Regions from separate parts of the Homo sapiens genome. Here region 2 is linked to region 1. Evidence: chromatin contacts called from ENCODE Hi-C or POLR2A ChIA-PET data. All regions are on one chromosome and are shown on one strand. Each heading gives the region's core, a stretch centred on a gene start or an enhancer-like site at or near the end of the contact. The rest is flanking DNA. Distances are from core to core; before and after follow the strand shown. Region 1 has its middle 37 kb from the start of SPRY1. Region 2 overlaps LINC01091 (long intergenic non-protein coding RNA 1091).

What was found. Hi-C counts contacts between places; a loop is a spot of excess contacts on that map. ChIA-PET counts read pairs that join two places held with the same protein, here RNA polymerase II (POLR2A). Pooled maps may share reads with other maps.
Region 2: a loop to region 1 is called in a map of MCF 10A, with 3 times the contacts of the local background. The contact joins two enhancer-like sites. A Hi-C loop is called at or near these places in 3 of 168 maps with a recorded cell type or tissue (Caco-2, K562 and MCF 10A), 1 of 37 single-sample maps with no recorded cell type and 4 of 50 pooled maps. POLR2A ChIA-PET finds 5 or more read pairs at or near these places in 3 of 52 experiments (HEK293, MCF 10A and activated CD4-positive, alpha-beta T cell).

The regions. Positions count from the first base shown.
Region 1 is chr4:123,356,580-123,363,500 of GRCh38, reverse strand. No RefSeq gene overlaps it. Among named protein-coding and RNA genes, the nearest start is that of SPRY1, 37 kb to the left of the region's middle. Within about 2 kb of position 2,825, at least 7 of the 41 ENCODE cell types and tissues checked have a DNase peak (open chromatin) inside an H3K27ac peak, as active enhancers do.
Region 2 is chr4:123,771,859-123,779,313 of GRCh38, reverse strand. All of the region lies in intron 3 of LINC01091 (long intergenic non-protein coding RNA 1091), which reads right to left. Among named protein-coding and RNA genes, the nearest start is that of LINC01091, 130 kb to the right of the region's middle. RefSeq lists an enhancer at 3,001-3,060. Within about 2 kb of position 1,878, at least 3 of the 41 ENCODE cell types and tissues checked have a DNase peak (open chromatin) inside an H3K27ac peak, as active enhancers do.

The sequences.
Region 1 (6,921 bases), core at 1,576-4,075:
TATTTGAAAGAGAAGAAAACTCGCCATCTTGCATTTTTGGGTATCAGACAATAGCAGTCAAAAGTTGCTCTGTGCTCCAAGTGCCCCTCATGGGCCAGGGGATACTCTCTGTTTAAACAGGAGCTTCCCTAAACTTTCAGTCCTGGGCTGGAGGAACTGCTCCATCAGAGTGGATTGGGTGGTCTCCCAGGGACGAGGGGTGTCCATCATGCTCTGCCCCAGTCTCCTGCCAGCTTTCTCTGCAGCCTCCGGGTTTACTTACTTCTTAGCAACTTTTGCTCCATTCTCTCTGCTTTCAGATGTCTTTCTTGGTTTTGGCATTTTACAGGAAGTCTTGGGGGCTCCTCCTGAACAATGCCACTGGGGGAATTATATGCAAAGGTTGATCCTATTTCTTTCCCTGAGGTTTACCAAAGACTGTTTTCTTTACATGATGCTGATAAAATAGGCCATCCTTTTGAATCTATCCTCTCTGCTATTTGCAGCCCTCTCCTTTCATGTCTTCTGGTTTCCACCACCCTGGGGAATTACATTGTTTAGCATTTCCGAGCAAAAAAAGAGCTGTCCTTTTGTTAGATTCTGCCTGTCACTAACCCCACACAGAATGCATACAAATCCATCCCAGCCCTGCTGTCCTTCTACTATGGCCTTCAATGGCCTATATGCAAAGCATGCCCTTTATTTTTCCAGAAACTGTCAGAGTACCCTAGTTCTCCTCCAAGTTAATTTCACATTATGTTACAAAGTGGGCAATGCCAAGTTATCAGAGACTTTGTTACCCACAGCTCTATGGAAGCTGTACCTTATATAAAGGAATTACCTGCCTGTTCCAAACTAGCTCTCTACAGCCTCAGGAAACATGGAATTTACATGTTATATTAGTCAGAGATCTCCAGAGAAACAGAACCATAGGATATTTATGTATTTATTTATTATGAGAGATTGGCTCCCATGATCATGGAGGCTAAGAAGTCCCATGATCTGCCATCTGTCTGCAAGATGGAGGCCCAGAAAAGCCAGTGATGTAGTTCCAGTTCAAGGGCAGAAGAAGACAGATGTCCCAGCTCAAAGAGAGAGTGAATTTGCTCTTCCCCAACCCTTTTGTTCCATTCAGGGCTTCTTTTCTAAGTCTACTGATTCAAATGCTAATGTCTTCTGGAAATACCCTTCCAAACATACCCAGAAGTAATGTTTTACCAGCTATCTGGGCATCCCCTAGTCCAATCAAGTTAACACATAAAATTGACCACTACATGCATAATACCCATTCATTTAACTAGATTAAAAACTCCACTGAGGAAAGAATGATAACATACACAGATTTTTTTATACTAGATCATTTAGCAGAATACATGCATGATTCACGGCACTCAGTAGATTTTAGCTATACTGCTTATTATAAAAGCAAGGGTTATGATTCTGATCATTCAAAACAGGATATGGTTGCAAAAAGTTAATGGAGTCTTTCCTAAATGAACACTTTGATTAACTAAACCTAACAGAGTGAAATTGATATAGGTTGAAGGATACCTAAATGTTCTTATTTCTGTGTTCTGACCGATTCTGACTGTGGCTGTTTGGAGCTATATAAATTAATAATTTGTAAAAAACAAAACCTTCAAATTTGTCTTCTGGATATCCTTCATTTGTCCTTTCTGGATAATTCTTTTTTGGATTCATACAATTTCCTTATTTTGTACAGGATGATTAAGATAACATGTGTTTGGCATTTGTTTACCATGAGTCATGTACCATGATCTTCCTGTCCAATTCAGTTTATTTTTTTTTAAGTAGAAAATGTTCAGACAGCTGGAACTTTTAAGTTCTATTTTTTTCTTTCAGTCCAAGGAAACTCACACATTGAGGCAGTTTTTTAAAGCTTCTACAAATGATCCCACAGTAAGGAAAAAGCTGATAACTCATGCTACTTGGCCAGTGGCCAGATTTGGGCAATCTTTGTAGGAAATTAAATATCTACATGAAGAATGGTCAACTTCATGGCAAAGATGTCTTGTGGGGTCACCTTGCTGTAAGAACTGTTGCTACCATGTCACTTTATCAAGCCCAGGAGGTAGTGTGTGAATTCTGGATGTCTTAATAGTCAAACTAGCAGCCTACTCCACACTCTCCTGGAGGCTAATCTTTTTTTTTTTTTAATGTTTTTTTTGAGACAGAGTTTCACTCTTGTTGCCCAGGCTAGAGTACAATGGCACAATCTCAGCTCACCACAACCTCCGCCTCCTGGGTTTAAATGATTCTTCTGCCTCCGCCTCCTGAGTAGCTAGGATTATAGGCATGTGCCACCACCCCTGGCTAATTTTTTGTATTTTTAGTAGAGATGGGGTTTCTCCATGTTGGTCAGGCTGGTCTCGAATTCCTGACCTCAGGTGATCCGCCCGCCTTGGCCTCCCAAAATGCTGGGATTACAGGCATGAGCCACTGTGCCTAGCCTCTGGAGGCTATTCTCAAAGAGTGGCCAGCCCTGACAGAGGTGGGTAAGGAAGTAGCTCTAAACTTTCAATAGAAAAATAAGAATTCAGGAAGCCCCAAACCATTATAGAAATTCGAAAGGCATCGATGCATTAGAGACTCACCCCCAAAAGCCAAGTGTCTAAGAAACTGAGCATAGACACAGTCAGATATAAATCATGGCCACCACTGGTGGTATTTAGAAAGGGGAAATGCTGGCAAGTGTGTGTCAACAATATTACCCAAATGGATGGCTCACCTGCCACTGACTAGGGAAAACAAGGAGAGTCATAACACTTATGTTTAGCCAGCCACGGTGGCTCTTGCCTGTATTCCTAGCTACTTGAGAGGATGAGGGGAGAGGACTATTTGAGCCCAGGAGTTCAAGTCCAGCCTGGGCAACATAGTGAGACTCCATTTCTTTAAAAAATTAGTAAAATAAAAGCACTCATATTTATATATTGAGGTTTCTTTTATCCTATGAGTTCAAGTATTCACCAATATGGTTTCAGTCATCTTCACAATATTAAAGCTAACATTCCCTTTAGTCAACTTAAGCCATCTCTCATTGCTTGTTCTTAATAGAATTTCATTTTCATAACGTCAGAGCTGCAGGCCTTCCATGTTTCAGCCACCTAAGGGAGGAAGGAAACTGACACTATGGGAGCATCTTCCAATTCAGGCCCCCATACTAGGCACGGTTACTGTTCTGGCAGCTTAGAAGGCCCCCTAGATTTATGCAACCATGGTTTTCTGCTCATGACCAAGATGGCCCACCAGCAGCTGCATTCTTGGAGATTGTAGATGAAACATTTTGTCTGTGGTAGGAAGGAAGCTTGTTGCTGCCGTCTGGCAGGATCATGCTGTTACAGTGTTCCACCTGCTTAGCAGGCTGGTCCGGCTGCAGCAGCTATTTGCAATTCCTCATGTCACTCATGACCTGCCACTACCTCAATTCACACTGCATGGACCTCCCCTTTCCTGCTCTGGGACTTCTGGTTGCCACTGAGCTGTGAGATTCAGTGATATCTCTTGGTGCCCATGCTCTTGCAAGAGCTCATCTGGCCAGCCCATCATGCTGCAGACTGCAGAGAGGCAGGTAGGGAATGCTGATGACTTTTTGTGGCTCACATTGCGGAGCCTCTTGGGTCAGCTTCTAGAAAGATTAGGTCATACACCCGGAAGTGCAGAAAGCAGACACCCTGTGGGCAAACTTTAACCAATGAGAGTGGTAAATAATGTGTCCTCCCTTCCACCACCCAGACAAACCATACTGAGAGTAGGAGAGCTGCAGATGGTTGGGAGGCAGAACTGTGAGAACAGGTAGGCTTGGTTGTACCTGATAGTGAGCTGTGGCTCTCCTGATGATGCACTCTGGTGTGTCTGTCCCCTTCCTTCCCGACCTCTCTGCCCTTTAACCCCCACACATGATTTCCTGGATTGCACTCCCCCATACAAATGTAAGTACATAAGCCTTTGCCTCAAGCTCTGTTTCCAGTTATACACATTATCTCAAAAAAAAAATCCTCAAACAGTTCTAGGAAATAAGTGGTTATTATCTTCACTTATCTGGATGATAAAAATGGAAGTAAGGTGGTAGATAACTTGGCCAAGCTATTAAAAAGCTGAATCAGAATTCACCCAGATCTGACATGACTGTATACAGAATTTAGAAAGCTGCAACAAGCCCCTACTAAACCCAGAGCTGATGCTTGCTTTCTTTGAGTCCAAATTCTTCCACCTGGAAAATGGAACCATAAGAAGTATACTCTGTACTCTACTTAAAAGTAGCCGTTTGCATCTATTTTTTCCCTCCATCACTACTGACATTGCTATTATCTTATGTTGCTCGTATAGATTATGCTGGGCCACATAATCAAGTATCAGATGCACTGTTTCCTGCAATCATTATGAAAATATGGGGAAAATATACTGTATTGAATTACCTACAGCTTAGAATATGAAATAAGTCTATATTCAACCAAATGCATGTATTGGCCTGAAAATTAAAAAATATAAAGTACAGGACAAAGACTTTCCATGTTACATGTGACAGAAACCTAACTCAAACCAACTTAAGCAAAAAGGAGAACTTTTTGGAAGGGTAGCTTATGGAATGAAAGGACAAGCTACAGGAACCTGAAAGGTTAAGTCTTGGGAAAGGCCTCGAACCTCCCTTGGATGGGTCGAATACTCATTCTTGGCCATTCTCTGTGGCCAGGGTATTGGGGTTCTGTAATTGACCCAAACTGGGCCTTGTGTTCACCTCTGTGGTCTGGGGGAAATGTTAGGTGGGATGAGGTGACAGGTATATTTCTAGAACAAGTGGGGAAGGAAGTTTGTTGGACATCCACACACAAACACAACAATCCTACAACACAGAGAAACCAAACGAAACACATGAAACAATTAAGGCCTGATTAAGCGCTAAACAGATCAAAATGTATAGGCATTTGCAGGGAAAAAAAAGGTAGTGTGAGGGAGAACTTTATAGACCAAATGAAATTTCACTTATTTATTCAAATATTTATTTAATGTTGTTCAATATCGAATATGTTAAATATTGAATATTGTTCAATAATATATATTGAATATTGTTCAATAATATTTATTGAATATTATTCTAGGTCCTGAAACTATAGCAGTGAACAAAATAGTAAAAACCAAAAAATAAAAAATAAAAAAAACAACAGAAAAAAGTCCCTGCTATCATGGAGCTTCCATTCTATGGGGAGAGACAGACAATAAACAGGATGAATAAATGAAGTACAGCACAGGGTGCAGTGGCTCATGCCTGTAATCACTATGCTTTTGGGGCCAAGGAGGGTTTCTTGAGGCCAGGAGTACGAGACAAGCCTGGGCAGCAAAGTAAGATCCCACCTCTACAGAAAAATTTTAAAAAGTAGCTAAGCATGATGGTAAACACCTGTAGTCCCAGCTACTTGGGAGGCTGAGGTAGGAGGACTGCTTGAGCCCAGGAGTTTGAGGCTGCAGTGAGCTGTGATTGCATTACTGCACTCCAGCCTGGGTGACAGAGTGAGAACTCATCTCTTAAAAAAATAAATAAATGGCCTGTAATCCTAGCACTTTGGGAGGCTGAGGCAGGCGGATCACCTGAGGTCGGGAGTTCGAGACCAGCCTGACCAACATGGAGAAACCCTGTCTCTACTAAAAGACAAAATTAGCCAGGCGTGATGGTGCATGCCTGTAATCCCATCTACTCGGCAGCCTGAGGCAGGAGAATCACTTGAACCCGGGAGTGGAGGTTGTGGTGAGCCAAGATAGCACCATTGCACTCCAGCCTGGGCAATAAGAGCAAAACTCCATCTCAAAAAAATAAATAAATAAAAATAAATAATTGAATAAGTGAAGTACAGTATATCATATTAGATAATGAGAAGTGATGAGAAGAAGAAAATGTAATTTAAGACAGTCTTTGGAGTTCTTTTTTAAGTAATGAGAAAGGAAGAAGGAAAAGCAGGAGGGGAGAGGAGAGCCTAACCTAATGTTTTTAAAAAGCAAGGACCGGCGGGAAGTGTATCATAGTAGGGAACAGGAGAGATGCAGGCCTCGGCGCTGGGAGGAGTGGGGAATAGGCTGGGGCTGGGTTTCAGGAGGATTTGAAAAGCAGACAGAGGAGTTTGGATTTGATTTGGAAAGGAACACGTAGGCTTTAGAGATGCCCAAACAAGGGAGGGGCCGGTTGAAAGTGAAGTTGTAGGAAGATCATCCTAACAGCAGCAGGCAGAATGGGTTGGAGGGGATGCTGAGGGCCACAAAGAGGAGGGAGGTTGGGGAGCCAGCTGGGGCGAGGGCGGCGGGACTAGAGAAAGTGGGACCAAGCCTGACTGCAGAAGGACCGGCAATGTTTGGTGGTTATGAGAGATAAAGGAGGGACATGCCAGAAAGAGCTGGAACCAGACACCGTGTGCTGCCTGTAACCCTAATAAGCTTTGTGTCATGCAACCTCTTGAGAACTCCAGTGCATTTCAACCATAAAATAAACAGATGTGTAGGTTCTAAGATACATTTAAAAATAATAATTTATCTGGCAGAGGCCGGGTGTGGTGTCCCACGCCAGTAATCCAACACTTTGGGAGGCTGAGGCAGTAAGGTCAGGAGTTCGAGACCAGTCTGGCTAACGTGGTAAAACCTGTCTCTACTAAAAATACAAAAATTAGCTGGGGGTGGTGGCAGGCACCTATAATCCCAGCTACTCGGGAGGCTGAGGCAGGAGAATCGCTTGAACCTGGGAGGTGGAAGTTACAGTGAGCCGAGATCGCACCTCTGGACTCCAGCCTGGGAGACAGAGTGAGACCCCATCTCAAAATAATAATAATAATGATAGTAATAATTATTATTATTTATCTGGCAGGAATAGCAGAGTTGAGAAAGGTAACCAGTTTAGAAGATAGACAATGAATTCAAAAAATCATTATTCCTGAGCCTTAT
Region 2 (7,455 bases), core at 629-3,128, 420 kb before region 1:
TCCTCTCCCTTGTGGAAAGCATAGGCTTGGTAGTCAATGCTTTGCAGTAGTGAGTTCACCACCACAGACAATAAATCCTATCTGTAGTGAGGGACAAAAAAAGGTCTCATTCTCGGAGAAATACAGAGGTAAAAGAAAGAAAGTTAGGCCTAAGGGAAATTACTGTTGCTGGGTGTCCATAAAGCTTGGCTGCATCCCTCTCTTTTAATGCTTGCTTTGTTCAGAACTTCACTGGATTCTATGAGCCAATAAATTCCCTATTTTTCTTAAACTAGTTGAAGTTGGGTCTCAGTCACATGCAATTCAAGGAGTTCTAACTCATATAATTGCCCTCATTTTTTTCATACACCTATTCCCCTTTCACCAATTGCAAGCTTCTGGGATGCAGGTATATTAGGCTGTTCTTGCATTGCTACAAAAAATTCCTGAGACTGAGTAATTTATAAAGAAAAGAGGTTTAGTTGGCTCACGGTTCTGCAGGCTTTAGAGGAAGCATGGTGCTAGCATCTGCTCAGCTTCTAGGGAGGTCGCAGGAAGCTTACAATTATGGCGGAAGACAAAGGGGAAGCAGGCACATAGCGAGAACAGGAACAAGCAAGAGAGAGATTGGGGTGGGGGTGCCACACACTTTTAAATGAGCAGATCTTATAAGAACTCCCTATTCCAAAGACAGCAGCAAGCCATGAGGGATCTGCCCCCATGATCCAAACACCTCCCACCAGGCCCCAACTCCAGCATTGGGGATTACAATTCAACATGAGATTTGGGTGGGGGCAAATATCCAAACTATATCAACAGGGGACATTTTTTACTTATCCACAGTCCTTAACATGATTTGTGGCACAGAGTGGCCATGTAAATAAATAAGTGATAGAATGAATGAGTTGAGTGAATATGCCATGAATTAATGAACCTAGAATAATAACTCATTATTAAATTCAGCAGCAACCAATATCTCTACCCTATGACTGGTGTATTGTCACTAACAAGTCCTAAGGTAACGAATTTAAACACGTAGTCAATCTAAAATGGGAGATGTAATAGAAAACATATACAAAGATAAACATATAAACAAAATTAGCCATGGAAATAGCTACTTATCCTGTTTATTACTGATTAAATAACAGTTTATATTAGGTAAAGGAAAAATCAACACCCTTCTAAACTTACCACAATTTTAAACTTAGGGACCATCATGAAACCAAAGCCTATATTAACTAAAATTCCCTCTCTCTGTTTCTGTTTTTACAGGTATTTAAGTTTAATAATATCTACATTTTCACCCAGATCTTTATAGATGCAAGAATTATAATACCAATGAAAGCTTTAAATATGATACAAATGACCTTGTAAAGACATTTCATAAACTCGTTCATTTAAAAAAGTAACAAAATGTTTCTAACACAAGGATACATTTTTAAGAGAATAAATGGGTGTTTGAATGAAAATAGCATGGTTGATTTATATTCTTTTTCCACCAAAAAAATACAATTGGAGGTAAGAGTAAGCAGAGGTTCTCAATGCTGCAAGATGGCTAACAGTATATAAACCATCCACAATGAGCTATTCATCCCTTCAGTTCAATTTAAGAGAAAAATAAATAGGATTTTAGGCCTCCAACCTTTACAAGGACATACAGTGCTCTGAGAGTTCCACTTGGCTTCTGTCTTTGTCCAAATTATCTTACATTCCAGAATTCTAGAATCAGCCCACACCAGATGGATTTTTCAAGTTTATTTAGGTCTAAACTTGAAGCCCACAGGAAGTATTTTGAGCAGCTCCAGGGTTTGAGATGTGGAAAGGCTCTCTAGGGCTTACAAACAACCACTTTGTGTCAAATTAGCTCAATGTAGTTGGCAAGAGACTGACTGTGCAGCTGTACGGAGTTGCATTGCCAGTCCCTTAGCTACCAGAGCCATTGACCAGCTATTCTGGCTCAAAAAGGATTAATCGAAATCATCAACATTTGTTCTTCAAGGTCTTATTTCAAAACTGTTAATGTTATATTTTTGAGACCTCTGAGATTTCATAACAATTTTTGTAACCTGTTTAAACATTCAATCACAATGTCAGGAAATCCTGCTTTCTAAATTAAATTCCTCCTGGTACAACTGAGGTCCTTTTCCATGTTGTCCCCTTTCGGGAGATCAAGCATATTATAGTCACTGTCTTCTGAGAAGCTGTATCCCTCATAGCTGAAGGTAGTCATCCTACTTAATATCTCCAAGGTCTTATTTTATGATCATATCACCATCTGTGTGATTCTCCTCAGAATCATTCCCAAACTCTTCTTTGTAAACCACGAAGTCTTACGCTGGAAGTAGTACTCAACATCACTTCATAATCTCCCTTTAGCAGGGGTAGTTGATGCGTAATTTAGCTGTAAAATCTTCAACAAGTACTCTGCCTTCAACATATATATCCTCATAGTACCACATTCACAGTCCCTGTAATTTCACAGAGGAGTGTCCAGAAAAATGCCATCTACACTCACCATTTCCTCTCCCTACCTTTCTCCTCAACTCAGGAAAATCTGGCTTTTGCTCAAATAATTAAAATTGGTTTTGCCAAGATGTGAGTTGACAAATCTAATGAACACTTTTTGTTCACATCTCAATAGACTTTTTGGCAGTTTTTGACTCCCTTGCTGTCTTCTGTCTTGGTAGTATCACTTTTCCTCTACCTCTCAGGAAGCACCTTCAAAGTTTTCTTCAAGGCTCCTCTTTGTCTGTCTTTTAAATGTTGATTATCCCCAAGGTTCCTGTCCAGGCACTCTCTGTCTCTCTCTCTCTCTCTCTCTCTCTCTCTCTCTCATCACATCTGCTGTTCCTTACTCTCAAAGCTTTAGCTACACCTACATACCAGTATGTGTTAGAGCAATGTCTTCAGTTTAGATCTTTCTCATAAGTTTCAGTTCCCTTTGTGCAATGCCTGCCAGAAATTGCACCCGCATAAGCACACACTCTTCAAACTTAAGATATTCAAATCTCCATCCCTCATAAGGCTACAATCATCCTATATTTTGTGTGTAGTGAATGGCACAGCATTTACCAGAGTCTCCAGCTAGAAACCTAAGAGTCATTCTTGCTTATTCATTCATTCATTCATTTACTAAACAGCTCTATCTTTGCATCTCCCCAATCCCTGCACTGTACAACGTACTTGGGATAGAATAGTAAAGAAAGCAACAAAGTCCCTACCCTTACAGAGTTTACAGATTAGTGACAGAACAGAGATTAAATAAACTACAAGCTCACACTCACCAGCCCCCTTCTAAAGTAGGCCACAACTCAGTTCCCTGGGATTCCCAACCAATGGACCCAAGGCTTGGCCCTCCTGAGAAATAGTCAAGAAGGATATATTTGCAGAGTGAGAATGGAGTTTGAAGCACAGGTTAGTAAGTTCACCGACATGGTGTGATGCCTATCATGGTGTGGAACAGAGTTGGGATTGGAAGAGAAGAAGGAGAACAAGAATAGGCTATGGGCCAGGGGCCAGATGTCCCTGTGCTTCCACTTTCCTGAATGGAACTTCAAGGATTCCAAGGATTTAAAATTCAAATATGCTTTCCCAGTCATTATAAAGGTATATTTGTCAAAGTAGAAGGAAACAATAGATTTTACTTAAGCTTTTATGAGTTTGGCTTATAATTTTTAAGTATTTAGAAATAATACACTACATGAACTTCCATTCATACTTTTGCCCCACAAATATTAGGGGCATCCCTGAAATGTATTTGGTAATACTGAAAAAGATAAAAGAGAGATAAAGAGAGAGGACCACAAATATACAACATTAAGAATGAGAAGTGGATGACATTACTACACATACAATAGAAATTAAAGAGGGAATACCAAGAAAAGCCTATCATTTGGAAAAAATGGACAATTTTATTTTTAAAAACTATACAAAAATTGCCTTATGTAAAAAGAAAATTTAAATAGTTCTATAACATTAAAGAAATTGAGCAAAACAATAAGTAAAAAATTATCATGAGGGAAAAATAACATCACTGAGATCAGATAATTTTACAGGTAAATTCTACCAAAACATTCAAGAAACAGATTATTCAAATTTTATACACACTCTTTGAGAAAATATAAAAGGACAAAAATTTTCATCTCATTTTGATACCAAAACTAAAAGACAGTGTAAGTAAGGAACATTGAAAGCTAATCTCAGACATGAACACTGATGCAAAATGCTGAATCAAATATTAAACAAGCTAAATCCAGAAATTAATAAAAATAATATGCCATACCAAATCTTGTGTACCCCAGAACTGCTAGAATGATTTTCACTAGAAATTCTATCAATAAAATGAATTACTTTAACAAATTTAAGGAGGAAAAAGAAGTGACCATCTCAATAGAAAGAGGAAAAGCATCAATAAATTTCAAATCTGATTCATAATAAAAACTAATAAAGGAAAGATATTTCCTTAAAGAGATGATGAGTACCTAAAAAAAAAGAAGAAGAAGAAAAGGAAACTTCAACAAAAGTTATTTAATGGTGAAACATAAAAGTATTCCGTTAAAATCAGGAACAAGTAAAGGAAGACATAAAAGGTTAATTTCTGGAAGTGGAATAACTGAGATACAGGAAATTAGTATTTTAATTTTAATAGATAATACAAAAGCACTCTTCCAAAAGGTGTTGATTTTACAATTCTAGTGCCCATTTCCCCATACCTTTACTGGCATTGAATGTTATTCATCTTTTTAATCACTGCCCATCTGTTAAGAAAACAAATTTTATTTTTGCTTTGTGAAGATTCTGTTTATGTCATTTGTAGAGTCTTACTTAATATTTTAGGTTGTTGTAGCTTACCATTGTTACTGAATATTGAGGGAGAGGAGGATGAGAAAGGTTGCCAATAGTCTTAACTGAGCTTAATGGCATCGGTAAAAAATGAAAATGATCTCTATGAAAACTTACCCAAAAGGGCATTATAAATATGTGTAGTATAACAATGTTATCTGCACCAGAAGTTGAGTCAGGAAATCTGTATCTGTGCCTCATGCCTTATTTCAGCCACCATATCCTTCCAGAGGCTTCATGGCAGGCAAGCAACACAATGAGAGAATTCTGGTGTTCTCAACCATGGCAACTCTCACAGCCATGGGTGAAGGCCTCTCCCCTGAGATCTCAGACCTGGAGATGCCTCTGTCAAGCAATGGCTCTTGGGTGAACATGTATGATACAACTTCTATTATCGCAAGTCTGGAACTGTATTCACCAACATATGCACATCCAATGCTACCAGAATCTATGAAAACTCAGTGATAAAAAAATCAGAGTCAAATTCCCCCAGGTTTTTGTTTTAACTGCTTTCTTGCAGAAAAAAAACTTCTTTTCTGGATGAATGCTGTTTCACAGAAACCCATTTCTCAGTCTACAAACATAGTTTCCGGATAATAATTTGCAATAAACCTTTTGCTCAAATCACCAAGAACAGGAGGTCTGAAATATACTTCAGAGTTGTGTGACTTTTGAAACCCACCTCAGCAGCCCTGAAGCTGTTATTTGTTGCTCTTTTTCAGATATAACCTCAGTCCTTCCTCACTGAGAATATTAGGGTTAAGATTTAAGAATACAGATAGTCTTTGAATTCAGATAGCTCTGGATTAAACACCAGTTCCTCCACTTAAAGGCTGTGTGACCTTGGGTGAGTTCCTCTAAGCCTCCATTTCCTCCTCAGTTTTTTGTTTTTGTTTAGTTGTTGTTGTTTTGAGAAGGAGTCTCACTCTATCACCCAGGCTGGAGTGCAGTGGTGCGATCTCGGCTCACTGCAACCTCCACCTCCCGGGTTCAAGCAATTGTCCTGCATCAGCCTCCCAAACAGCTGAGACTATCGGCGCCTGCCACCACACCCGGCTAATTTTTATTGTATTTTTAGTAAAGACTGGGTTTCACTATGTTGGCCAGGCTGGTCTTGAACTCCTGACCTCATGATCCGCCCCCTTCGGCCTCCCAAAGTGCTGGGATTACAGGTGTGAGCCATCGCCCCAGGCGTTCTCCTCTGTTTTATGAAGACAGTATAGCCCTGCACTGAATAATTGTGAAGATCAAATGAGACAATGTATTTAAATCATACCTTTAATAAGTGCTCAATAAATGGTAGCTATCATCACTATTATTTCTCTCAAAGAATGCTCCTTTCTAGATTCCCCAGTCCCTCTTGCTTTTCTTCAGTTCCCTCACCTCCTCAAAGAGCTATCGAGCCCAGCCTTGGATTGGCTAAGTCACTCACAAGTCCAGAGCGCAATTCACAGCTATGTCCATACTGCGCCCTCTAGTGTCACTTTAGGGACTATGTGACTCTGGAAGCGCCGTTACCTCCAGGATTACGCCAAGGGTGTAAATTTCTCTATGTCAGGTGCATGCCCTCCACTGCCAACGTCACTCCACAGCTTGATAATGGTGGTGCTCACAGAGCACTGACATTCATTTAGGTCTGGGTAAGGCTCACATTCCATAAGGTGGGATGGAAAGAATCATCAGTCCCTTCTAACAGGGAGCTTTCAAGCTCCAGAAACCAGGAGACTCATTCAACACATTCATCTCTATATGTCCACCTGGGACCATTAGGCACATAGATGTAAATTTTATCTGGAAATAGCCCTGAGTGCCCCCATGCGTGTGTACAGCCAGGGAAACACACCTACTGGGAGGTCATACTCACCACCCCACTTCTAAACCAGGCCACAGTTTAGAACCCCTTGGTTATATAATATGGATAACGGATGTCTAATAAATGCTTTTAATGGCTTGAGATTATATCTGCTCTTGAGCCTGTGTGTTCAAAGGTAGTAAAACCAAAACACTGGTGAAATGGTAGAAGAAGAATAATAAATTTGTTGACACAAAATTCCAGCACAGATTTTCAATTGCTCATCTCTGTTCAATATGACGAGAAATGAGAGCTAACACCTATTCAGCACTTGCTGTATGTTAGGTACTGTTCTAAAAGTTTTACCTGTATTAGCTCATTTAATACTCAGAACAACATTACAAGGCATTTATTTTTCCCATGTTTTAGATGACAAAACTGAGGCACAAAATGGTTAGTAAGTGGCCCAATATTGAACGTTTACCAAATGGCAGATCTAGGTGAGTAACAAATGGCGTTAAGAAAAACCACAAAATTACAACTTTAGAAAGTTTATCAGAGGGAAAGAAGGAAGGAACAAAGGAATGAAGAAAGGAATGAAGGAAGAAAAGAAGGAAGGAAGGAAAGAAGGAAGGAAGAAGAAAGAAAGAAATTAAGAAAAACTACATGTGATATATTTTAACACAAAGCAGACTCCCATCAATGTAACCAGATGATGTCAGCAGGATGGTGAAAGGACTCAACATAAAGAAAGGACTGTTGAAGCTGTTGAAACAATCCAATCAGCTACTTCTTGACATTCAGACAGTGGTCCAATCTGAGTGGAAGAACCACTATGAACT